Regions from separate parts of the Homo sapiens genome. Here all the other regions are linked to region 3. Evidence: chromatin loops called from intact Hi-C (ENCODE). Cell type or tissue: heart left ventricle. All regions are shown on one strand.

Region 1 (5,000 bases), 170 kb after region 3:
AAGGTCAAGGTGCCATCTGATTCAGTTCCCCAGTGAGGGCTCTCTTCCTGGCTTTCAGACAGCCAATTTCTTGCTGTGTCCTCACATGACCGCAAGAGAGAGGAAGCAGGCTCTCTGGTGTCTCTTCCTATAACCACTAATCCATCACGAGGGCCCTCAAGATCTCATCTAAACCTAACCTCCCCAGAGACTCCATCTCCAGACACAATCACATTGAGTGGAAGAGATTCAGCATATTAATTTTTGGGGGAGGGGATAACACAATGTAGTTCATAGCATTCTTCTTCCATTCTAATTCATCTTCCTCATGTTGGGTGCCCTGAACAGAGTTCCAGATGCCAGACCCCCACTCTTGTCATCCTAACTTTACAGCATACTTGTCTTCTGACTGATTTGCCCAGAATCCTGCTTTCTGTGATGGAAACTAATGAATTGTGACCCTATCTATGAAAGTGTTATCAACAGAAGCTCGTGGGAGCATGAGGTCCTCTCTTGTGTGCATGCTGGATATTCCTGTGGCTGGTGGCAGGCCAATACAGGAGAACCTGACAACAGGAAACCTTGAAATGAGATTGGCATGCTGGGCAGTGAGAAGGAGAGCTTCAAATAATAAACATCTTAGTGTACCTTAGTATAGTACTCTATACTCTACCTAAGCATAGAGTAGGCCCAGGCTGGGCCCTGGAAAACCTAAGAAAAAGTTAATAGAAAACTAAAAAATTATTTGCATCATCACACCTAGAAACAACTAGAAAACTAGTAACTTTTCATGGTCCATTATAGTCCTTAAGTCAATAATTATTGACTTGTTCTCATACATGATTACATATTCAAAACCAATCCAATGGACATCTCACTTGTAGAGTCATTATTTTCTTCTCTCACCTATTTTAAATGACATGCAATTAAGGTAAAGAATTGCTTCATTGATCTAGCATTTAATAGAACCAATCAATGAAAAGTTAAATGCTAATGGAAAAGAGACCAAATATTTAGTGATAGAGAATGATTTTTCAGATGCATACATCGCACGTCACACTCATGCTCATGCAGTGGATAACCCAAGCTCTACTGAAACTTAGTATGATGATCATGTTAATGTAGATGTTTAATCGCCTTCTTCTTCTTCTTCCTCTTTTTCTTTTTTTTTTTTGTTTAAACAGGGTCTTGCTCTGTCACCCAGGCTGGAGTGCAGTGGTGCAATCACAGCTCACTGCAGCCTAGACCTCCCCGGCTCAGATGATCCTCCCACCTCAGCTTTCTGAGTAGTGGGGACCACAGGTGCGCTCCATCACACCTGGCTTAGATCCTTAATTTACACACTTGCCTTCAAAATTTAAAGTTACTGTAAGCAGAATAAGAGTTCGCCCTGTGCATTGTTTGCAGAATGAGCGAGATCCAGGGGAATCCTTTTTTATGTGATAAAGGAAGCTGGTATGCTGTCACACACAGCAGTGAGCAAATTTCCCTCAAGTTCCCATTGCCTCTGTAATATTCAGAGAAACTCAGAAGACAAAGAATATATTTCAAACTGTTAATGGAGCCCTCAGCACTGCCTTGTGCTTTTTTTAAGCAAAATTATAGATTCACTCACAAAGAACTGTAAACATTTCATCTATGTTTAATTTTTAAAAGTGGTAGATAAGATTATGGCTGTGTATTATACAAACTGCGGCTTGACTGTCACATCCACCAGTCATGGAAACTTCTATAGGTTCTTATGATCTCTCTGGGCCTTGGTGTCTTCACGGATGTCCAATTGGGTTAATACACATCTGCTCCGGCTGTTATGGAATTAGAAATAATAGTGTATGTAGGGGCCCTGCACATGGCCAGCACTCCTTGTATTGTTATTTAGAGAAGTGCTGTGCAAACTGTTTACATTGAAAGGACAGTCACATTCTGAGTTTGATGTTGCTTAAAGGCCTTCTTTCCTGCTGGTGGCTGACTTTCCCTTTTCTTATTGTTCTAAGAATACTTCTCCATTTGGGCCATGTAAATAGTAACAATTGTTTGGTTGTTCCATCAGAAGGGAGAAGCCTTCCTGGAGCCTGGCTGGCAGAGCCCCAGTCTGATCTGTCTAGCAGTCATGGAGCTGGAGACAGGCGCAGTGCTCTTACTTCCTCCTCGAGGAAAAGAACCCCACCAAAATAGATCCTCATCATCTTGCAAACACCACCCAGAATAAATACACAGGAAATGAGGGCAAAATCCCACTGTGGTGGTTATTAAGGCAAATTCTTCCCAAAATATAAAGCTTTTCAGTGTGTAGGAGGGAGTACAGTAGTGGATATTACAGTGCATGAATCATTGTGGTGCTAATTCCAGATTATAAATTGAGTAATATACTATATGCCGAATGGTTCTATTTAGATTGATTAATATTTTATCCAGAGAAGTCTTTCTACATAGCTGCATTTACAAACAAAGATAAATTAGTCAAAAAGCATAAGAACCAAATTGTCCATGGAGTTTAGTGGAAAATTAGTTAGTATCTTGGCATTAAACAAATAATAAACTTCAGCTCTTTTCACATCCATAATGAAGCTTGGAATAAAAAAATACGATGCTGTCTAAACCTTTATAACCCTTAAAAATTAAAGCTAGATGCAAATTAGAAATAAAGATGGGGGACAGGGGACCCCCACCAAAGAAAAACACAGCACTAGAAGACCAGCTACTTGAGCATTAAGATTACAAAATTGCATTAAATTATTGTTAAACCAAATTATTTCTATTCAAGCAAAATAGTGATCTTCATTAATCATAAAATTTACTGTGCTTTCTCCCTTAATTTTCTGATTTTCCTATTGTTCAGACAATGACTAAAGTTGAAGAAAATGCTAATTCGAATCCAAAATTATGGCCAACTCATTAATAATATTATTTGACAAAATTTGAAGGATGTCAGCTTGTATAACTTCTCAGACATGAAAAGCTTCATTTACTTAAAAAATTGTAATGCTTCTTAATTCATAAGAAAATCAGCTTATAAGAAGGCAGCACCCTGGCCTAGTGGAAAATTAGAAATATCTAGAGAAGAAAGGTGTCTCGTGAGCTTTATAGTCCTGTTTCAGAAATGGAAAAGGAGGTGTAATTCCCTTAACAGATATCAAAACTTACTATAAAGCTACTGCAATCAAAGCAGAATGGTACTGATAGAAAAACAGATAGATCAATGGAAAACAATAGAATCCAGAAGTAGGTCTGACTATATCTGAGAGCAGAAATCATTTGGGAAAAGGTGTATAATATTCATTTTGCATATAATACAAAATACATATAATAATGGGGTTGGATAATTGACTATGTATATGCAAGAAAATAGCCTTCAACTCCCATCTTGTAACATAGCCCAAAATAAATTCCTGAATATTAAGGAGCCAAATATGAAATAAGGAAAACTATAGAATATATTTTTAAAAAATTTAGAAAACATTTTATAGCTGTGGAATGAGAAAAGCTTTCTATAGCAAGATAGGGAGCTTAGTTAGGTAAATAACTGAATACATTTTAAAGAAACTATTCATAGTATAGAGTACTGTGTAGCTTATAAAGGAAATAAAGGCAGAGTCAGTTCAATAAAAATGTATAATTTCTGTGTAGTATAAAGCAGAGAACAAATGAGCTTCTAAGAGAAAATATTTACAACACATATAGGACAATGGCTTAATATTTCTAATACACAAAGAGCTCTTACACATTAATTAGAAAACGACAAACGGGAAGAGGCAATTCGCAGCAGAGGAAATGTAAAGGTGCAATAAACATAAGAAAAGATGTTTGAGAAGACATTTATGGTGTTATTTATAGTAACCCAAAACCTGTGTGTGTGAGTAGGAGTGAGGGGGTGTTAAGAAAAAATATGTTCGCTGGATGCGGTGGATCATGCCTGCAATCCCAGCACTTTGGGAGGCTGAGGCAGGCGGATCACCTGAAGTCAGAAGTTTGAGACCAGCCTGCCAACATGATGAAGCCCCTTCTCTACTAAAAATGCACAGACTAGCCAGGCATGGTGGTGCACGCCTGTGGTCCCAGCTACCTGGGAGGCTGAGGCATGAAAATCACTTGAACCTTGGAGGCAGAACTTTCAGTGAGCTGAGATTGTGCCACTGCATTTGTGTTGTAATATCAAGAATAGAGGATGACAAACAATCTAGGTGACAGAAAGAGACTGTCTCAAAAAAATAAAAATAAAAATAAATAAAACCAGAGAGCTGGACCTCCATTTCCAGGTGGAGGCCAGGGAAGCTGCCACAGAGGAATGGCTGTGGTGAGCCAGGCCATATGGTGAGCCTGGCAGAGATTGCCATGGCCCAAGCATGGCACATAAACCACCAGACCTCACAGCATCTGGCAGCATGGGCCATGACATTTGTGGGGACCAGTGGCCAAGGCCCAGATAGGAGGGAACATGTCTCAATATCACTATGGCTACCAAGGTCTACATGCTTCCCATGCTGAACCCCCAGCCCCCAACACACACCAAATTCTTGGCATTACGTTAACCCCTCTGAAATGAGGTACAGCTACAGGGAAAGGGAGGGTATTCCAAATTAACTAAGATTGAGTCTTCACTTAACTAATGACATGGAGCCTCCAACTAGATATTAATTTGAGTTAAAGAAGAATTAAATTTTATTTTTTCCTTATCAAAGTTTGGACTCATAGCAGTTAAATGCATTTTCATATGTTTATATATGGATGATTGAAAAACATTGTTAACAGTAGTCGCCTAGGAGAAAGAGGCTATACAGTTGGAAGGTGAAAGAGAGACTATTGGTTTTACTTCAGGCACTTTCATAATGTTTAAATAGTTAAATAGATACTAGTTAATTAAGTTAATTGACTGAAGTAGTACAAATTGCAAAGACAAAAAATGCAGGTTCAAAATCATTTTGTAGTACAGGATAAAAGTCAAGGCTCAAAATGCCTATTTTGAGTGAATTATTAGTATCTCCAAACATCAATTTACTAATTTATAATGTGAGAAGACTGGG
Region 2 (5,000 bases), 140 kb after region 3:
AGGAGTATTGTTCTCAAAGATCCAAATTTGCTGAAATCTATTCTAAGTACTCCTGAATTAAAAAAAGATCGTATTACAATTAGTGTACCTTTAAAAAAAGAAATTCCCTGTCTATCTGTATATAGCTCCTCTGATTCCTGAGTTCTACTCCTTATAGTTATACAATTATGTGGAAATTATTTCATGTTAACTTCTGTATTCCAACATCATTTTTAAGAAGGAGGTTAGTAAAGGTGCCCACTAGACAAACTTCTGCAATAGGAAAAGAGCACTGGGATAGACAAGTAAAACAACAGAATAGAAGCAACGGGAAACAATGTCCATAAGCAATTCAAGCTGGGAGTGATAAGCCTACCTGTGAAGTCAGGAGATGAAGTTTGAGGAAGAAGCAACAAGAAACATTGATTCCTCTCTACCTATTGCAAATGGTCTTGGGGCTCCTAAGCATAAATGTTACTTTTCCCTGCAGTGAGCCTGTATGAAGCTCTCAGATAATCACTTCAAATTGCTCTTTCAATTCACAAGCCTGCAGCATTCTGAAATATTTCCAGACATTATTTGCACCTATATAAGGATAGCAGATACTTATCCAGTGCCTACCTGGTGCTATTGTAGGTCGATTTGGGATTTGATTCAAGGATTCTGGCTCCATACTCTGCTCTATCCACTACACTGAACTGCCTCTCCATGAGAAACTATTTTAATAAGTCCCCCAGTTAGAAGAACTCATCCATCTGCAACTCACACTGGTGCGAAAGTTGAGCAGCAAATCAGATCAGGAAGTGCCATCTCCACCACCAACAAGGGGCCCTAGAGTCACCAGCACCAGTCCCTGCCTAACTGAAACCTAGAACTTGAGAAAGAAATTCACAGATATGGCTCATTGCAAGGGTGAAGGGAGGATGGTAGGAAGAGTGAGACGTCAGAGCTCTTTTTGAGTGGGGGGAGGAAGGCCGCCCCCATGCCTGGGAGGTGGATGGAACTGTAGAAGAGGAATCTTGAGATGGGTAGAGTTCAAATGGGTGAGAGCTTTAACTTACCCTCTCCTAGTTTAGGAAGTGCTCCTAAACGTGTCCCCAGTTTCCAAAATAGGGATAGTTGCTTTGAGCTGCTGACTGGTGGTTTTGCTTTGTGGACATGGAGAGGAGAGGATGGCCAGGAAAGGGAGATTCTTCCCACCCCTTTGCTTCCGTGGTTCCCATGCACCTATAGGGTGGACTAAGACTCCGTACCTGGAAGATGTTTCAATCGTGAGAGAAGGGCAGGTAAAAGGAAGAGCACAGACCAGAATGACGTAACATTCTGCCTGCACCCACAGGTCAGAGCAGCTTTCTGTGAACTTGAATGTGATTGTGAGTCACCTGGGGATCTTGTTAAAATGCAGATTCTGGTTCAGCATATCTGGGGTAGGGCCTGACACTCTGCATTTTTAACAAGCTCCCTGGTGCGGCTGATCCTAGGGTCTATGTATAGACCATGCTTTCAGTAGCAAGGAGTTAGAGGACACGCCAGCTGGAAGGCAGAGGGATCTTATACACCTGGGTTAGGCATATATTTTCATTACTGTTTGCTGCATATTCCTGAGAGGACAGAATGTGGGGTGACTGTCCTTCAGTCTTTGATCTCCCCGCTGCACAGTTTGAATTAAGGCAGATAGCACTTTCATCTGGCCCTAGGGGCATCTGTCGGGGCCCTGGGACAGTTACCTGTACTTTTTGTCAACATTAATGCTGTCCTCCATTTCTGTGAATTGTGGAGAATATGGTCTTTTAAAGGATGCTAGAGGCAAAGCTAAAAGGACAATGCTAGAACTAGTCATTTTTTTTTTTTTTTGTCTCATTGCCCCAGAAGGTCAGGAAACTTGAGCAACAGTGTGAACAAGTCCACAGCTCCAGTTTCCCCAGGGCTACCAGGGGAAACACTCGAGGCTGTTCACCCTTAGCTAGCTTAAGCTCTGGTGAGGGGAATCATGTATGAATTTCACCTCCTTAAAACATCAGTGAAGGCGGTCGTTATTTGGATCGTCCAAACTGTTTCCATGAGGAATGGAATGGAATCAGGAAACCTAAATTTAGATTAGGTGCAATGAAACTGTCTTCCTGAGACAGAAAAAGTAATTATAGAAAGGCATTTCAAAGAAAAGTCTTGCTAATGTTTCTCGGGACCTTCCTCAGGGACAGATTACGGGGAGTGGAACCTGCCTGGATAGCCCATTACTTTTTTTTCCCAAGGCAGCCCCATGACCTGCTAGCTACCACAGGGAGCCAAGACAATGAGTGGAATCAGGCCGTGCGTGGGGCCAAGATAAACTGTGCTAATGTCCTGACCGTTCTGGATGGCTTAAGGCCTGGCTGCCGCCTCTGTGAGCACTGACGCCCTATACTCTGCCCCGTCTTCCTGGCCAGATAAGTCTCTCCCACATGTGACCACCCCCAAGACCACAACTAGCAAGACAGAAGCCATGCGTTATTTTACTAAATAACAACATTCTTGGAAAATTTCCCATATCTTATTTTCCCTTCAAAAAAATTTTTTGAACATGGCTCAAAACTCAAAACTGGCCAGGTGCAGTGGCTCACGCCTGTAATCCCAACACTTTGGGAGGCCAAGGTGGACAGATCACCTGAGGTCAGGAGTTGGAGACCAGCCTGATTAACATGGGAAAACCCTGTCTCTGCTACTAAAAATACAAAAATTAGCTGGGCATGGTGGCATGGTGGCATGGTGGTGCACACCTGTAATCCCAGCTACACAGTAGGCTGAGGCAAGAGAATCACTTGAACCCAGGAAGTGGAGGTTGCAGTGGGCTGAGATTGCACCACTGTACTCCAACCTGGGTAACAGAGTAAGACTCTGTCTTAAAAAAAAAAAGAAAAAAAGAAAAATCAAAACTCTCTAAGGCCGGGCGTGGTGGCTCACGCCTGTAATCTCAGCACTTTGGGAGGCCGAGGCAGGAGGATCACTTAAGGTCATGAGTTCAAGACCAGCCTGGCCAACATAATGAAACCCCATCTCTACTAAAAATACAAAAATTAGCTGGCTGTGGTGGCATGCACCTATAGTCTAAGCTACTCGGGAGGCTGAGACAGGAGAGTCGTTTGAACCCTGGAGGTGGAGGTTGCAGTGAGCTGAAATCATGCCACTGCACTCTAGTCTGGGCAACAGAGCAAGACTCTAAAAAAAAATAATAAAAATAAAAATCTGTCTAAGAAGGTACACTGGGACATTTTGCCCTTCTCTGTTCTATCCACCAAATTCCTCCTTTGCCCACTCTACATTATTATTTGAGTTTCTGTTTATCTTTACACTATTTTGTTATACACATATGAATATTCTTCTATTTCTCTCTTATACAAAAGATATGGTTTTTCTGTTCCACACCTTGCCTTTCTTTTCACTTAATATATCATAGAGCTTTCTCCATGTCCATATGTGACATCCTTCTCACTCTTTTTGACAGCTGCAGATTATTCTAATACCTGAATGTATTAGATTTTATGCAACCAGTCTCCTAGTTGTTGGACTCTTGAGTAGTTTTCAGTCTCTTTTATTGCAAACAATGCTGCCAGAAGCATCCTTTTTCATGTGCTATTTTTTATGTGTACAGGTGTAACTAATGGCTAGATACTGAGACATGATGTTGGGGGATTAAAGGGTAAATGCATCTGTAATGTTGATAGCTATTGCCAGTCTCTCTTCCTGGAACGTTGTAGCATTTTATTCCCCCACCAATAAATGTTTGAGGGTACCTGTTCCTACACAGCCTTGCCCAAGGAAGTGTATCACACTTCTGGATTTTGCCAATCCAGCAGATGACAAGTGTTTTCTTAGTGTGGTTTTAATATTTGATTTCTTTTTTTTTCTTTTTTCTTTTTTCTTTTTTTCTTTTTTTTTTTTTTGAGACAGGGTCTCTCTCTGTTGCCCAGGCTGGAGTGCAGTGGCACTGTCTTGGCTCACTGCAAACTCAACCTCCCAGGTTCAAATGATTCTCATGCCTCAGCCTCCCCAGTAGCTGAGATTACAGGCCTTGTATGTGTGCCACCATGGCCAGCTAATTTTTGTATTTTTAGTAGAGATGGGGTTTCACCATGCTGGCCTGTCTGGTCTCGAACTCCCGGCCTCAAATGATCCGCCCACCTCAGCCTCCCAAAGTGCTGGGATTATAGGGGTGAGCCACCATGCCAGCCTGATTTCTTATCATGAGTAAAACAGAATATTGTCATACCTTTAAGGGCCATTTGTGAACTTTTGTGTCATGTCCTTTCCCCATTCCTATTACTGTAGGTTTTAAAAATCTTGATTTCTGGGAGCTATTAGGTACTTAGGAGATCAGCGTTTGTTTACAAATTGCAATGTTTTGACTAGTTTTTCTTTTGTCTTTGGATTTTGTCTGTGTTTGTGTTTTTGTTGTTGTTGTTTGCCATGTTTAAGGTTTTTCTTTTTATGCATTTGATTTAATCATTATTTTCTCTTTAGGTTTTGAAAGTGGAATGATAGGTAGATAGATCTTCCCAACTGTAGTTCTATAATAAAATGTATCTATATTTTCTTAAATATTTATTTGATTTTATTTTTTCCATTTAAATTTTTTATCCATTTGGTATTTATCGTGATGTATGTTATGAACTATGGATCCAGCATTGCCTTTTACTCAATTGTCTTCATGCAATTTATTAAAGATGATTTGAGATGCCATCTTTTCCAGTTCAATTTCCTACATGTGTTTGTCCCTGTTTTTGGAATTTCTACTCTGTCCACTGGTGTCTCCATTCATAGGTCAATATTAAAGTGTTTTAATCAATGAAGTCTTATATGCAATATCTGGAGATTTTCAAGGTTTGTTGGCTATTCTTGCTTGGATTTTGTTAGCTTCATTAAGTAGAATGAACATTGTAATGATGTTGAGTCTTTGCATTAAGAAACATGAGATACATTGTTTCATTTGTCTAAGTATACTTTTCTTCTCCTTCAACAGTATTTTAAAGTTTTTCTTAGGTACA
Region 3 (5,000 bases):
CCATCCATCCATCCATCCATCCATCCATCCATCCATCCATCCATCTGTCCAACACATATTTACTGAATGACTAACTATGTATTAGGAATTCATCTATGAGCAGAAATTTAGTAGTGGGGAACAAAGATAAAAATCCCTGCTCTCGTGGTGCTTATGGTTTAGTGAGGAGAGCAAGATAAGAAACAAAATAAGCAGAGTAGGTTATGGAGAAAAGAAAATGAGAAAGCAGCATGGGTAGTGCTACAGTTGGTGGAGAGAAGGCTCCTCTGGAAAGATGACTTTGAGTGAAGGCCTGAAGGACCATGGCATGAGCCATGTGGATAACTGGGGAAAAGCTCCCACAGGGTGATGGCAGGGACAAAGACCCTGAGCTACTTTATGGCACATAAAGGCTGATCGATTTGTAACAGCAAATGACACATGACGAGCCTTTGGTTAAGGTAAATATACATCCCCTCTATGTTTAAGATTATTTTCTGCCAGAAGATGCTGAAGCTAAATATTGACCTAATTTTTTTCTATGTATTATGTTCTTCTTTGAAAATAGAGTACTACGTCATTCCAGCCTGATTGGCAGTTTCTCTAATACTGAAAAGGGATGTGCCAACTGCCACCTAGGAAGTTGGTGGTGAAGCAGTCAGTGACTACAATTTGTGATTGCCTATTGACAAATTAAGACTGAAATTGTCATGACTTGACCTCCTGCTGATGTAAATCCTTAATTACCAAGAGTGTCAAGAAAACTCTTTTCAGTGTCCTGCGCCCTTTCTAATGCCCCTTATTAAATATACATAGCTTTGCATTCTTCCATGGGGTCAACACTCAGCATGCCTTGACTTTTAACTGGCACCATTAATCAACGTGATGTTAATCCAGGATGAACAGCTATCACATTAGGGCGAGTGATAAGAACCAACCATGTTGTTTCATGGATGAAGGTAACATTTTCTATGCAGGGTTTAGTCATTCCTTATGAACTTCACTTCCTGCAAAGGTCTCATGAGACCAGTAGCTCATTTCACAAGAGCTATCTTCAAACTCTTTCCTCAGCCTCACTCTTATTACTACAGTACAATAACGGTTGGGCCTTCAACTAAGTGGACATTTGAGATCTTCATATATCTAAGACATTATATCATACTTCACAGCAAGAGACAGTAAGTCTTCATTTAAGGCCAAATTTCTGGTGTTAGTGGAGAATTCAGTTTGAATGCTTTTATTCATGGAGCTAAAATTGCAAACATATTTTATTTTATTTATTAAGAGACAGGGTCTTGCTCTGTCACCCAGGCTGGAGTGCAGTGGCAGGATCATAGCTCACATAGCCTGGAACTCCTGGACCCCCACGTAGCTGGGATTACGGGTGCAAACCATTGTGCATGGCTTAAAATTGCAAACACATTTGTCTTATCATATTTGTAGTCTGTACTTCAGAGCAAACTAGGATAGAAACGAAGGGAAAACTCAGCCATCTTTACGGTGAGCCAACTTAGGGGCCTATCAGACTCTTCAGTTGGTAATGCAAATATCAGTGAGTGATTTTATAATTTCTTTATTTTCTTTTCTTTTTTGAGACAGAGTCGCACTCTGTCCCACAGGCTGGAGTGCAGTGGCACCATTTCAGCTCACTGCAACCTCTGCCACCCAGGTTCAAGTAATTCTCCTGCCTCAGCCTGCTGAGTAGCTGGGATTACAGGCATGAGCCACCAAGCCCGGCCTGATTTTTGTATTTTTAGCAGAGACAGGGTTTCACCATGTTGGCCAGGCTGGTCTCAAACTCCTGGCCTCAATTGATCTGCGCACCTTGACCTCTCAAAGTGCTGGGATTACAGGCATGAGCTGCTGCATCCGGCCTGATTTTATAATTTATTTCTTATGGTGCCTGGCATATTTATGAAAAACTTGTCTTATGTAAATCACACTTCTGGTTCTTCACAGATTCTCTTCCTACCTGTCCCTTCCCTTTTTCCCCAGGAGCGAAGCATTTCTATGTGTGTGTCTGCACGTGTGCGTGAGAGAGAGCGAGAGAGAGAGAGAGAGTGAGAGAGACAGAGAGAGAGAGAAGGGGTAGACAGAGTTCTGAATCAAGACAAGACATGGGTTTCTGTCCCCACCCCACTACATGGTTACTGGCCATGCCCCTCTCCAGCCTTCACTTTGTCTCTCTGTCTCAATTTGCTCATCAGTAAGAGGAGGACACCTTTTTCTTAATAGGGGTTTGGTGGGTATAAAACGAGGTGATATATGTGAAAAACTTAAAATCTATAATGATTAGCACAGCTTTAATACATCGCTCATCACCTGTGCAGGTCTGGAATCAGCTCCTCCGGGTGTTACCCCAGGATGGCTACGCACCATCTTTGGGAAAATCATTTCAAAAATTGTTTCAGTTACTCCACCTGTGCAAGGAGGGTAGGTATTATGCAAATGTGCAGCAACTGTCTGATCACAGCTCACTAAATAGTAGTATTACGGTTTACAGGGGATGTGGAGAGTGTGCCAGGTTTGAAAACGTCAGAGATCCAGAAACCCAACCTCAAGCTGTGCAGAGAGCCTGGGACTAGCCCAATGGTGTCGTAGCCTCCTGTCCCCAGGGGCTGCAGCTGAACCTTGAAGGGGACCCAACCCTTTCCTGGCCGGGGTGTGGACACATTGGCCTTGGGCAGGCGCTCTTAGGGCAGGCGCCAGGGTGGAGTTGGAGCAAGGCTTCTTGGAGAACCCCTCCCTTGGAAATGAATTCCAGTGCCTAACTGCAGATTTCATTCATTTTAACAAAGGACTACTCCTATTCAGTTTGATTAAAATAGAATACAGACTTCTTAGGAATTATCAACATACATACTTGCCACACATTCGCATACGTGAGAAAGAAGTTAGGATTTGTAGTGCAATGCCTGGAAAGCGTGCCCTTCGCCCAGGTATTCCATATCAGGCCTGCTGTCTGCGAAAACGGCATTCAAAATGAAAGACCAGTGCACATCATAGAGAAAATTTTTTAAGCCAAGACATTTCCTTTTTCCAATCTGTGCAAATTTATTGAACGCACTTAAAATAAAGAGCATTTGGCAAAAACTTTTTTATTATGATCTCTTAGTAAATTAATCATCAGTTACTTATTGAAAGTGTGTCTGCTGGTAGTCAAGCAGGGCTAGATAATACCAAAATAATATATTTGAGCAAGCATTTATTGAATAGTAACAGGCACTGTGCTTGGCATTAATGAGATGAAGACATGGATCCTGTCCTCTAAAAGCTTAGAGAGTGGTTCAGGATGGAGTAGGTGGGGCGTAGCAAATAAATGTTTTCAACACATGAATGTTGTGCTGATGAGAAAGCAGAGGCAGTGGGAACCAGAGAGGAGCTTCCAAATCTGGACGTTCAGAGAAGCCTGCCCTGGGGCTTGGGTTGAGTCTCAGAGGATGAATGGGAGTTGGCAAGCAAAATTGACGGAAGGGTGGGGAAGAGTTCTGTGGTTGGGTGAATAGGAAGGGCAACGTCACAGAGACGTGAAATGACATTATGCCTGCAAATAAATACACAAGGAAAGTCTGAGGCAGACTATGGAGGAAGACGAGCTGGGAGAGAAAGGTAGGCAAAATTAGGCCCCAGAAGGCATCTATGCCGTGCTAAGAAATGTGGACTTTGGGTCTATTGGTGGTCAGAAAAGGCTGAGAGAGTGACTTTGAACATAGCCTCATCCGTTGGCTGGGCATGGTGGCTCATGCCTGTAATCCCAGCACTTTGGGAGGCCAAAGAGGACAGATCACTTCAGGCCAGGAGTTCGAGACCAGCCTGGGCAACGTAGCAAGACTCCCATCTCAAAATTTAAAAAATTATAAAAATAAACATAAAAAAATTTAAAAATGAACATAGCCCTGTCCTCAGAGGATCTAGGGATTATTGAGATAAAGCCCATTACACCCTTAAGTGTAAAGGAGTGAATGTCAGAAAGGCCAACACCTAGGAAGGTTGCATTGACCTTAATAGCTGACAAATGGTAGCTTCTGCTTGCAAACATTGCTTACATACAATGTTTGCTAGTAACTGTTCATTAAAGAGTTTAAAAATATTTTTTTTCCCTTTTAAGAAAATGTATTTATTTATTTATTTATTTAGAGACAGGGTCTCACTCTGTTACCCAGGCTGGAGTGCAGCGGTGCGATCTCTGCTCACTGCAACCTCCACCTTCTGGGTTCAAACGATTCTCCTGCCTCAGCCTCCCAAGTAGCTGGGATTACAGGCACGTGCCACCGTGTCTGGCTCATTTTTTTGTATTTTTAGTAGAGACAGGGTTTCACCATGTTGGCCAGGCTGGTCTTGAACTCCTGACCTTAAATGATCCGCCCACCTCGGCCTCCCAAAGGGCTGGGATTATAGACGTGAGCCACAGCACCCAGCCTTTAAATTTAATTTTAATTTTTAATTTTTATTTCTTTTATGAGGGATGGGGTCTTGGGCACTGTCACTCAGGCTGGAGTGTAGTGGTGAAATTATGGCCCACTGCAGTCTTGACCTGCTGGGCTCCTGAGCAACTAGGACTACAGGTGCACACCAACACACCTGGCTAATTTTTCAAATTTTTTGTAGGGTCTCGCTGTGTTGCCCAGGCTTGTCTCAAACTCTTGGCCTCAGGTGATCCTCCTGCCTCAGCTTCCTAAAGTGCTGGGATTACAGGCATTAGCCACTGTGCTTGGCCAACTACTAACCTTTCTTCTCCAAATTCCAGCTCCACATTTCTTTTTTCAATTTTTGAGACAAGGTCTCATTCTGTCACCCAGGCTGGAGTGCAGTGGTGCAATCTGGCTCACTACAACCTCTGTCTCCAGTGCTCAAGTGATACTCCCACTTTGGCCTCCGGAGTAGTTAGGACCACAGGTGTGCATCACCACACCAGGCTAATTTTTGTATTTTTTTTTTTTTTTTTTTTGGTAGAGACAGGGTTTTGCCATGTTGCTCAGGCTGGTCTTGAACTGCCAGGCTCAAGCTATCTGCTCGCCTCA
Region 4 (5,000 bases), 160 kb before region 3:
GATCTGGCACAGTCCCGAAATACCAGCTGTCAAACCAGGAATAGCATGTGAAACGCCTTTTCCTTGGTCTTGGGCAGGGGTTTGTTTTGCAGGCAAAACCACCCCCACTTGCCCTAAAGTGAGCTCTAGTCTCAACTCCTTGGTTTGCTTTGTTGCAACAGCCCCAAACCGAGAGAAGGGAAACACATTCTCTCTCCTGGAGTCTGGCTGGGAAAGTTTGCTCAGTGCCCACACTTATAAAAAGCATTTACTGGGGCCGGGCGCAGTGGCTCACGCCTGTAATCCCAGCACTTTGGGAGGCCAAGGCGGGCGGATCACGAGGTCAAGAGATCGAGACCATCCTGGCTAACATGGTGAAACCCCGTCTCTACTGAAAATAGAAAAATTAGCCAGGCGTGGTGGCGTGCGCCTGTAGTCCCAGTTACTCGGGAGGCTGAGGCAGGAGAATCGCTTGAACCCGGGAGGCGGAGGTTGCAGTGAGCCGAGATCACGCCACTGCACTCCAGCCTGGCAACAGAGCGAGACTCCGTCTCAAAACAAACAAACAAACAAAAACAAAACAAAAACAAAAACAAAAAAAACACTAGTACCTGAAATTGACATGCCAACCTAAAGCAATGTTTAGGCAATTTCAAATCACAGTAACTGGCCCATGTCTGCTTCCTCTTGCAGGGAATCTTCATAGAATGTGACTTTGTTATTGCCAGTGCCACCCGTATGTCATGTCCCACCATTCAACTAGCCTAGCCCAGCCTAGCTCTGCTCCCACCTGGTTCCTTTCCCTCTTGAGAGAGCAAATTTTGCTCAGGCTGCCCAGAAACATCAACCTGCACACAGACTTTTGCATGTTTGTTTTCAAACATTAAATTAAGAAACCTACAACCAGAGACCCTCTCCTACACCCCACCTTATGTGCCTTCCCCATGCCAAGTAACCCCAAATCCTTTGAGGCATCTGCAAAATATAGTACGGTAAGTACGAACCTTTCAAAGGGGGTTTTATAGCTTCTTCTTTCATTCTTCGGGTTGCCCAAGGATATGCAGGTTGGGGATTACTTCTGGAGGCTGGAGGTAGAGCCCAGTTATGGCTGGAATAAGCCTCCCTGCTACATGCCTCTGATAAGCTGGAACTCTGAGATGACATGAGAGCACGAGCCAGAGACGGCTATCCCTGTTCTGTTATGAACCCCACTTTATATCAAGGCAATTTAAGTACAGGAAGGGAGCAAGCTGCAAAGTTCAACACTGGGCCATTTATTCTCCCCATTGCGACATCACTCAGAAAATTACAGTCATCAGTGTCCTAGCTTTATTACACCCCCAGCACGCACACAAGAAATGTAACTTAACTGATTATCCTCACAAATCAGTCCGGAAAAAATTCAAAACACATGCACAGGATTTATTTTCTCAGAGGCTCTGTGGCATGCATTCCGGGAGGAACGTGGCATTCAGGTCGGAGGGTTCTACGCGGAATAGAGAATAGATGCAACCGTATGATTTGTGGTTGGAAAAGAAAGGGAACGTCTGATGTGCTCCTTCCTCCCCTACCCTAATGTTCAGCACTTGGAGACGGATGGTCGGCTAAACTTATCATTTAACCGAGAGAATCAAGTTGTTGAGACTGGCTTTTCTTCCAACCGGATACGTGATGGGTGGAGCAGGCGCCCCCTGTTCTGTCCCAGCAACCTACTAAGACTTCCGAACAGGAAGGTGACACACGGCGGAGGGGTGCTTGAGGGGAGGGGGAGACGGGGGAGCTGTGTGTGACGCGCGCCTGTTAACACTGCACAGGCATTAGGTTGCCCTGTAGCTGCTATTCAAACTCTTGATCTGTTCTTCCTTCCTGTCGCCAGCCTCTTTCTTTGGTCCAGATAGTCCTCCTACTGGGAGGAATCCGGCCCCTTTCCTCATACTCCCTGGTGGCGAAGTGGTCCGAGTAGCCTCCCGAACTGTTTGTAAATGCAACCTAGAGGGCGATCGAGTTCTCTGGGAGAACTTGCTCCATATACGCGTATACGCGGCTTCCCCCACTTGTCTCCTGAGGTTCTATTGGTCCAGGGAATTTCTCTACAACACCTTGTGCAGTCATAGAAAATATAGACGGCTTGATAGGAGATAGGCTAATTACCTCCCCACTCCTCCAAGCGAATTGTCTCACATTTATGTCTCGGTGCTGGGAAAACTGCAGTCAAAACCCTCAAGTAGGAATGACTGACCAGGATGAAAAGTTTGCACTGAAACTAAACGTTTCCCAGTGCATGTGCATTTTAATGCTTCAGAAAAAATTTTTTCACTCTTCTATTTTATTTTTTTATTTCTTTATTTGTCACTCTATAGTCTGATGGACTATAAATGCTAAAACCTGAGAGCTTCACAAAGATATGACTTTTTCCATTTAATTTTAAAAGGCTTATAAATTATTGATATTTCTCAACATATTAGAGAAAATATTTTGAAAAATATTTTTTATAAGGACTTAACCATATTCACTCTTAAGACACTTCTTAAATGTATCAGCTGTAATTGTCATGATTCCCCGGGTATGTTATCTTCCATTGATAACAAGGCAATATAATTGTTTCATATTGTTCAAAGTACCATCAATTTTAGAACAATCCTATGAAGAGTTTAAGTTCCCATACTTTTTGATTCATTGTTTGATGCTCACAGAAACCTTTCCCTGGAACACCCTCAAAAAAGCTCATAGAAATACCAGAAAACATAATTATTATAATTATAGAAAACATAATTATTACTCTAGAGAGAAACTGAATGGATCAGTTTTTGTTGAAGGTTGTCAGCAAAGGCATGTCTTTTTTTTTTTTTTTTTTTACAGAAAATGATGATGACAAATGAGTTTATTCATTATAGCTATTATAGACAAGTCACTGGCAATGGTGGTTATTTAAATGTCTATTTATAGACACAGGTTGTATAGTAATTATTACCTTCCATATTCATAATTGTCAAATTTGACATGCAAAAAGATGTGATACAGTAGATAACTAAGAGAACACTATCTCTAATCATAGTGTTAAAAGTTATTAAAACCCACAAAACTAATTATTTCATTTATCGCAGGGTTTATATTTTTTCCAAGACAGAGGTGATAATATTCTACACCCATTCCTTCTAAAAAGTGAGCCCATAGGAAAATTGACGGGAGGGTAGGAACAAGATTTGGTAGTAAATTTTTTATGTCATTCAGGGGATAAATTAAAGAGAAGCCAGTGGGAATACTTGACATGGGAGGAATGAGAAGCTTTTTTTGTTTGTTTGTTTTTGTTTTTGACATAGAGTTTCACTCTGTTGTCCAGGCTAGAGTACAGTGGTACAGTCACAGCTCACTGCAGCCTCAACCTCCTGGGTTCAAGTAATCCTCCCACCTCGGACTCCTGAGTAGCTGGGACCACAGGCACATGCCACCATGCCTGGTTAATGTTTTTATCTTTTGTAGACACATGGTCTCACTGTGTTGCCCAGGCTGGTCTCAAACTCCTGGGCTCAAATGATCCTCCTGCCTCAGCTTCCCAAAGTGCTGGGATTATAAGTATAAGCCACTGCGCCTCACCTGAGGAATGAGAATCTACATAGCAAGAAACAAACAGATCTTTCTCAGGCTGAAAACTTACCCATCTCCATCTTGGCAATGTTGTCAATGTCTGATTTAGTATAATCCAATCAATGATTAAAAAAACAAAACATCAGCTAGAATGCAATATGATAGGTAAGGAATTGTATGTATGTGACAACTTTATTTTTGGTTCTCAGGATTGACCTGGAAAATGGTGTCCACAGAACTTTACATAAGATTATGAAAAATGATACATTGGTCTGGACAGAAGAGTAAATTGGAAAAATTTGTAAGTCAATATTTAATACTATTGGTAAACTCAAGAGGACTGTGGTGGCCAGGTGCAGGGGCTCACACCTCTAATCCCAGCACTTTGGGAGGTTGAAGCAGGAGGATCACTTGAGCTCAGGAGTTTGAGACCAGCCTGGGCAACATAGTGAGACCCTGTCTCTACAAAAAATACAAAAATTATCCATACATGGTGGCACGCCTGTAGTCCCAGCTACATGGGAGGCTAAGGTGGGAGAATCGCTTGAGCCCAGGGTGTTGGAGGTTTCAGTGAGCCAAGATCTTGCCACTGCACTCTCGCCGGGGCAACAAAGTGAGATCCTATCTCAAAAAAAAAAAAAAAAGGACTCTGGCCTTATATTTTTGGCATGCCTTTACTGTTAGGCATTTGCATTTTAAAAGGCCACTTGTCAACTCAAAAAATTTAATTTGCAATGATAAAATGTCAAGCATTCAAACAAGAAACAGGTCTGAGAGCTTTGGGGTGAGAGGCCTCCCGCAATATCTGGCCTGGTCGGCCTCCTCTCCATTCTCTCCAAGGTAAAACTACGTGGGCATCTACTTCCCCCACAAGTCCAGCAGCCAGAATCCTTCCTAAGACACACATATTAAAGGTGTAACTGACACGAAGGCAATATAAAGGGCTCTCTTTCACCCCCACTTTATTTACAAAGGGCCAATAGTAAATAAGGAGTCTGGATTTCTGGTGGACATCTTTTGTCAAACTAAAGTGAAACCTGAAAGCTTTGATTTGCTCAGTATAAATCTCTCTCCAAGTCTCTCCCGTTTGTTTTCTTTCTTTCTTTTTCTTTTTTTGAGACGGAGGAGTCTTACTCTGTCGCCCAGACTGGAGTGCAGTGGCGTGATCTCAGCTCACTGCACCCTCTGCTTCCCTGGTTCAAGCAATTCTCCCGCCTCAGCCTCCTGAGTAGCTGGGATTACAGGCACGTGCCACTACTCCCAGTTAATTTGAGTACTTTTAGTAGAGATGGGGATTCACCATGTTGATCAGACTGGTCTCGGATTCCTGACCTCAAGTGATCCACCTGCCTCAGCCTCCCAAAGTGCTGGGATTACAGGCATAAGCCACCATGCCCGGCCCAAGTCTCTCCCATTTCTGAGCCTATAATCAATCT
Region 5 (5,000 bases), 100 kb before region 3:
CAACTGCTCTCCACATGGCAGAAATTCAGGACAGACTTGAAATCAAAGAAGTAGGGGCTAAAGTCTAATGAACTGACATAAAACTTTTTTTAATTGGAACTAAAGAATATTAATTCTCTCACATGATTCCCAAAGTCAGTGTTTTTTTTTTTAATTCTCTCGAAACTTTCATGCATCAAAAGATGGTTCCAACATACAAGCATGGAAATAATTAGTGCTTTTAATTAGTACAACTGGGAAATAAGGCATACCAGCCTTAATAAGGGTCTCCAATGTGGAACACATTAAAGTAAAAACAATTTTTTCCTAATATCAAAGTGCATTCTACCGACTAACAGAAAATGAGTTACTCTGCAAAATGGAGAGTATAATCGGATTCAGAACAAGTTCAAAGTATTAAGAAAGGAGATGCCATGAACTGTGGGACTTGAGAATTAGATCGTCTCAGACGGCCACCAATCTATTTTTCAGAACACACTATCCATATCGTAGGGTTTAACTATTAAACTGTAAATATTCTAAAATACTTCATAATGCCTATTTTGTGAATCAGAATTGAAGATGAAAATGGTCAAATATATTAGAAGCATGCTAAACAGCATTTCAGAACAGTCTAACAGCTGAACGCATACTTGGCAAGAAGAGAGCTGCTGTCACATTACCTCAGACCAACAGTAGCAAGCACATCTGGAATCCTAATGATCCCAGGAGCTTTTGGGCATTTGAAGGACAGCCATCTGGTGCAAAGGAAGTCTGGACAAAGTGTCCCACCCAACAGAAAGAACCTCATTGTGCTGCTATGAAAAGCAGCTGGCCCCACTTCCCTCTGATAATACACCACCTTCTCAACTGGTGAGTGATCAAGAGAAATCCATTATGTGCACAAAGTGCTCACTAGCTGACCTGGATCTAAAACCATGACAACCTGGCAGATAAGACGCAGTCAGAGATATATTTGTGAAATAAATCCCTTTTTGAAAGGGCGTCAGCAAATTCTGCTACCTCTGTCTAACCTTTCAGCAACTGATGTAGATAGTATCAGCCTATGGGCTCTTCTAGGTCTCAATTCTTTATCTGTAAAATTAAGAGATTGGGCTACGCACATTTTACGGCCCTTTTTAGTTCTAACATCCCATCAGCTTGTGATTTTACAGAAAATACTGTAGCGCCAAAAGAATGGATGACCAAAGAACAAGGGATGACAGCAGACATTTGAAGGTGGCCCCTGCATGTTGCTTGATGGCATTGGATCATTGAGGGGACAAGGTTGCACTCAAAGATGACCTCTCATTTGTAAATGTGTCTTATCATCTTGCAAGCAAATTAAGCCAGTGTTATCTTTGCTCTAACCTATCTGCAAATTATGCACAGCATGTTGGGTCTGCCCCACATTAAACACACTGCAGGACTCTCAAGTAGATGAAGGCAGACATGCAGCTTCAGCAGACCATGATGGTGAGGCAGTGGATAAGAGAAATGATTGAAGGTCATGAGAGGGAGGAGAGCATGACAGGGATGGGAAGCGAGGACATCAGGGCACAGAAAGCCCTAGTCAGGAGGGAACTGCAGGCCAGGCGCAGTGGCTCACGCCTGTAATCCCAGCACGTTGGGGGGCCATGATGTGCGGATCACTTGAGGCCAGGAGTTCAAGACCAGCCTGGCCAACATGGTGAAACCCTGTCTTTACCAAAAATACCAAAATTAGACAGGGATGGTGACCGACGCCTATAGTCCCAGCTACTGGGGAGGCTGAGGCAGGAGAATCGCTTGAACCTGGGAGGCAGAGATTGCAGTGAGCTGAGATCACGCCACTGCACTCCAGCCTGGGCGACAGAGTGAGACTCCATCTCAAAAAAAAAAAAAAAAAAAAAAGAGGGAACTGGAGAGTTTAAACACCTACAGGAGGAGGAATTTAGGATAATTGTAAGATCCAATAAATAACCATGTCAGTAGATTTATGGAGGAATGGAGCTAGAGATGTATAGTGAAAGAGTCTAAAAATATAATGTAGGGAAAGGCATTTTGGCCAGTTAAATATTGTTCGGAATCCTGGCTCTGCCGCTGAATATCCTGTATATTCCTGGACTTGTTAAATAATGTATTTTCCTCATCAGCAAATTGGAAATAATGCTATCTCTTACATACAGTAGTTGTGGAAATTAAATGAGATAATGCATGTCAAGTGCTGAAGATACTTATTGGTGCACAGTAGACATTCAAAAATGATATATTAGTTGTCATTATTCCTAGTACTGTTATTCTTGTTAGCTGAATAATGAGAACAAATATTGAAATTCCCCAGAATGGTTGTTTGTGAACAAGTAGAGAGAAAAACGATTACATCAGGCACCAAGATTAAAGGAAGTGTCTTCGAGGTTAGTAGATGATGACAGTGAGGGCAGAGGAAGGGTGGGTGTGGTTGAGCAAAGTTGGCGAAGTTCTTGAAAGTCAAGTTAGTGCCCGCCGAACTCTTGGCTCTGAGCCAGACAAGACTGGAGAAGAAGCCCTTTCTGCTTGAGGGCATCAGAGAAAATGTTTCATCTTTAGTAGAAAATCAAATCTCAATTAAGGCAGCACTTTCCTGAAGATGTTTCTTTTCTTTTTTTCTTTTTTTTTTTTTTTTTTTGAGACAGGGTCCAGTTCTGTCACTCAGACTGGAGTGCAGTGGCATGATCTCGGCTCACTGCAGTCTCAGACTCCCTGGCTCAAGCAATTCGACCACCTAAGCCTCCTGAGTAGCTGGGACTACAGGCATCCACTACCACATCCGGCTATTTTTTATATTTTCTGTAGAGATAGGGTTTCACCATGTTGCCCAGGCTTCTCTTGAACTCCTGAGCTCAAGTGATCTGCTGCCTTGGCCTCCCAAAGTGCTGGGATTGCAGGTGTGGGTCAATGGACCCAGGCTCTGAAGATGTTTTTTTCTTTTTAGAGATGGAGTCTCGCTTTGTTTTCCAGGCTGGTCTCAAACTCTAGGCCTCAGGTGATCCTGCCACCTCGGCCTCCCAAAATGCTGGTGTGAACCACCCTGCCCAGCCCAAAGATGCTTTTGGTCTGATCTATCTGGGGAATGCTGAGCCTCTCCCTCCTCGGAATTTGTAAGAGTGCACACCCAAATGCAGGCTCTACGAAGTCTGTCTTCCTAGATTGAAATCACATGTAGCCAACAAACTTGTTTATTTATTTATTTATTTTTTGAGATGGAGTCTCGCTCTGTCACCCAGGCTGGAGTGCAGTGGGACAATCTCGGCTCGCTGCAAGCTCCGCCTCCCGGGTTCAGGCCATTCTCCTGCCTCAGCCTCCCGAGTAGCTGGGACTACAGGCGCCCGCCACCACACCCGGCTAATTTTTTGTATTTTTAGTAGAGACGGCGTTTCACCGCGTTAGCCAGGATGGTCTCGATCTCCTGACCTCGTGATCCGCCCACCTCGGCCTCCCAAAGTGCTGGGATTACAGGCATGAGCCACCGTGCCCAGCCTTGTTTTATTATATGAAGTTACAATCCTGTGTCACAAGATGGGAGGGCAGAGGGAGGATTTTGAGGAAAGCTTAATGACCGAATGGTGTTTACTGTCAGGAGTCCCAGAGGAAAGGGAGAGAAGGGATTAATGTGGCTAAGTGAGAAACAAGATAGGCCAGAGACAAGTGAGGTTAAAACTGCATGAAGGGATTGAGCAAGTGGAAGCAATGACCAACGTGCTGGTGCTCATGAACCGCAGAGGGAAGAAAGGGAGCAACTAGGAATTTTGAAATTAGGAATAAGGCTGGGCGCGGTGGCTCACGCCTGTAATCCCAGCACTTTGGGAGGCCAAGGTGGGCAGATCACCTGAGGTCAGGAGTTCGAGACCAGCCTGGCCAACGTGGCAAAACCCTGTCTCTACTAAAAAACAAAAAATTAGCCAAGTGTGGTGGCACGTGCCTGTAATCCCAGCTACTCGGGAGGTTCAGGAAGGAGAATCGCTTGAACCTGGGAGGCGGAGGTTGCAGCGAGCTGAGATCGCGCCATTGCACTCCAGCTTGGGCAACAGAGTGAGACTCCGTCTCAAAAAAAAAAAAGAATTAGGAATAAGAGTGAGGGAAATGGGCAACTTGGGCCAGTAGCAGAGCTGTTTTGAACATGGGAAATTTACCCACAGTTGCTTTATAGTCCTTCAGACATTTAGAATTTTAAATTTTTTTAATTTAAATTTAATTTTTTTTTTTTTTAGAAATGGGGTCTTGCTATGTTGCCCAGGCTGGTCTCGAACTCCTGGCCTCAAACAATCCTCCCTCCTTGGCTTCCCCAAGTGTTGGGATTACAGGCGTGAGCCACTGTGCCCATCCTAGAATTTTTTAAATTTTCAAAACAGTAATCTGTCCTTGAGTGTGAACTAGATTGTACTGACAATCTGAATAGATATTTCAACTAATGGTTAAAAAACAAACAAAACACCCAAAACACATCTTAGAATGATTCTCATGTCTTCCAAATAAAAATACTTTAAAATGTTGTCAATACTTTTACCTATTTAGCTTATGCCTTTGGTTATAGAAAATATAGAATCAATGATAATGAATTAATAAGAAAATAAAAATAGATATTTCAACTAATGGTTAAAAAACAAACAAAACACCCAAAACACATCTTAGAATGATTCTCATGTCTTCCAAATAAAAATACTTTAAAATTTTGTCAATACTTTTACCTATTTAGCTTATGCCTTTGGTTATAGAAAATATAGAATCAATGATAATGAATTAATAAGAAAATAAAAAATATATTCCATCTTTAATATACTGATGGTTCAGTTTTATTTCTAAATTGTCTGAGATGGAAGTATATTAAACATAAATGGTGAAAGTATAATGGGGACAATTCATTATGTCCTTTGGAAACATTTTCATTGTAAATTCCAGTTGTATTTATTTTTTATTTATTTATCTATTTATTTATTATTATTTGTTTTAGATGGAGTTTCCCTCTTGTTGCCCAGGCTGGAGTGCAATGGCACGATCTCGGT

What was found. Hi-C counts contacts between places; a loop is a spot of excess contacts. Peaks named below come from ENCODE experiments on the same cell type or tissue, not always from the same donor. Only the 100,000 strongest peaks of a DNase experiment are listed, where the experiment ranks them.
Region 1: it touches region 3 in a loop (3-fold over the local background); 7 of 110 quality-filtered maps call a loop at or near these places.
Region 2: a loop joins it to region 3, with 1.9 times the contacts of the local background. A loop is called at or near these places in 3 of 110 quality-filtered maps.
Region 4: it touches region 3 in a loop (15-fold over the local background); 21 of 110 quality-filtered maps call a loop at or near these places.
Region 5: a loop joins it to region 3, with 1.9 times the contacts of the local background. A loop is called at or near these places in 7 of 110 quality-filtered maps.

The regions. Positions count from the first base shown.
Region 1 is chr6:134,511,043-134,516,042 of GRCh38, forward strand. No RefSeq gene overlaps it. Among named protein-coding and RNA genes, the nearest start is that of LINC03002, 26 kb to the right of the region's middle. In heart left ventricle, no CTCF peak of the experiment used is centred here; a DNase peak (open chromatin) is centred at 2,079; H3K27ac peaks cover 734 bases.
Region 2 is chr6:134,480,839-134,485,838 of GRCh38, forward strand. All of the region lies in intron 2 of LINC01010 (long intergenic non-protein coding RNA 1010), which reads left to right. Among named protein-coding and RNA genes, the nearest start is that of CT69, 4.4 kb to the left of the region's middle. In heart left ventricle, no CTCF peak of the experiment used is centred here; a DNase peak (open chromatin) is centred at 2,313; H3K27ac peaks cover 1,138 bases.
Region 3 is chr6:134,339,772-134,344,771 of GRCh38, forward strand. All of the region lies in intron 1 of LOC105378009 (a long non-coding RNA gene), which reads right to left. Among named protein-coding and RNA genes, the nearest start is that of SGK1, 24 kb to the left of the region's middle. In heart left ventricle, no CTCF peak of the experiment used is centred here; DNase peaks (open chromatin) are centred at 2,640 and 3,420; H3K4me3 peaks cover 381 bases; H3K27ac peaks cover 2,896 bases.
Region 4 is chr6:134,176,680-134,181,679 of GRCh38, forward strand. All of the region lies in intron 3 of SGK1 (serum/glucocorticoid regulated kinase 1), which reads right to left. Among named protein-coding and RNA genes, the nearest start is that of SLC2A12, 130 kb to the left of the region's middle. In heart left ventricle, CTCF peaks have their summits at 1,966 and 2,166; a DNase peak (open chromatin) is centred at 1,732; H3K4me3 peaks cover 1,858 bases; H3K27ac peaks cover 2,685 bases.
Region 5 is chr6:134,238,442-134,243,441 of GRCh38, forward strand. The region is part of intron 2 of SGK1 (serum/glucocorticoid regulated kinase 1); the gene reads right to left. Among named protein-coding and RNA genes, the nearest start is that of SGK1, 77 kb to the right of the region's middle. RefSeq lists enhancers at 2,411-2,470, 2,511-2,560. In heart left ventricle, no CTCF peak of the experiment used is centred here; a DNase peak (open chromatin) is centred at 2,460; H3K27ac peaks cover 991 bases.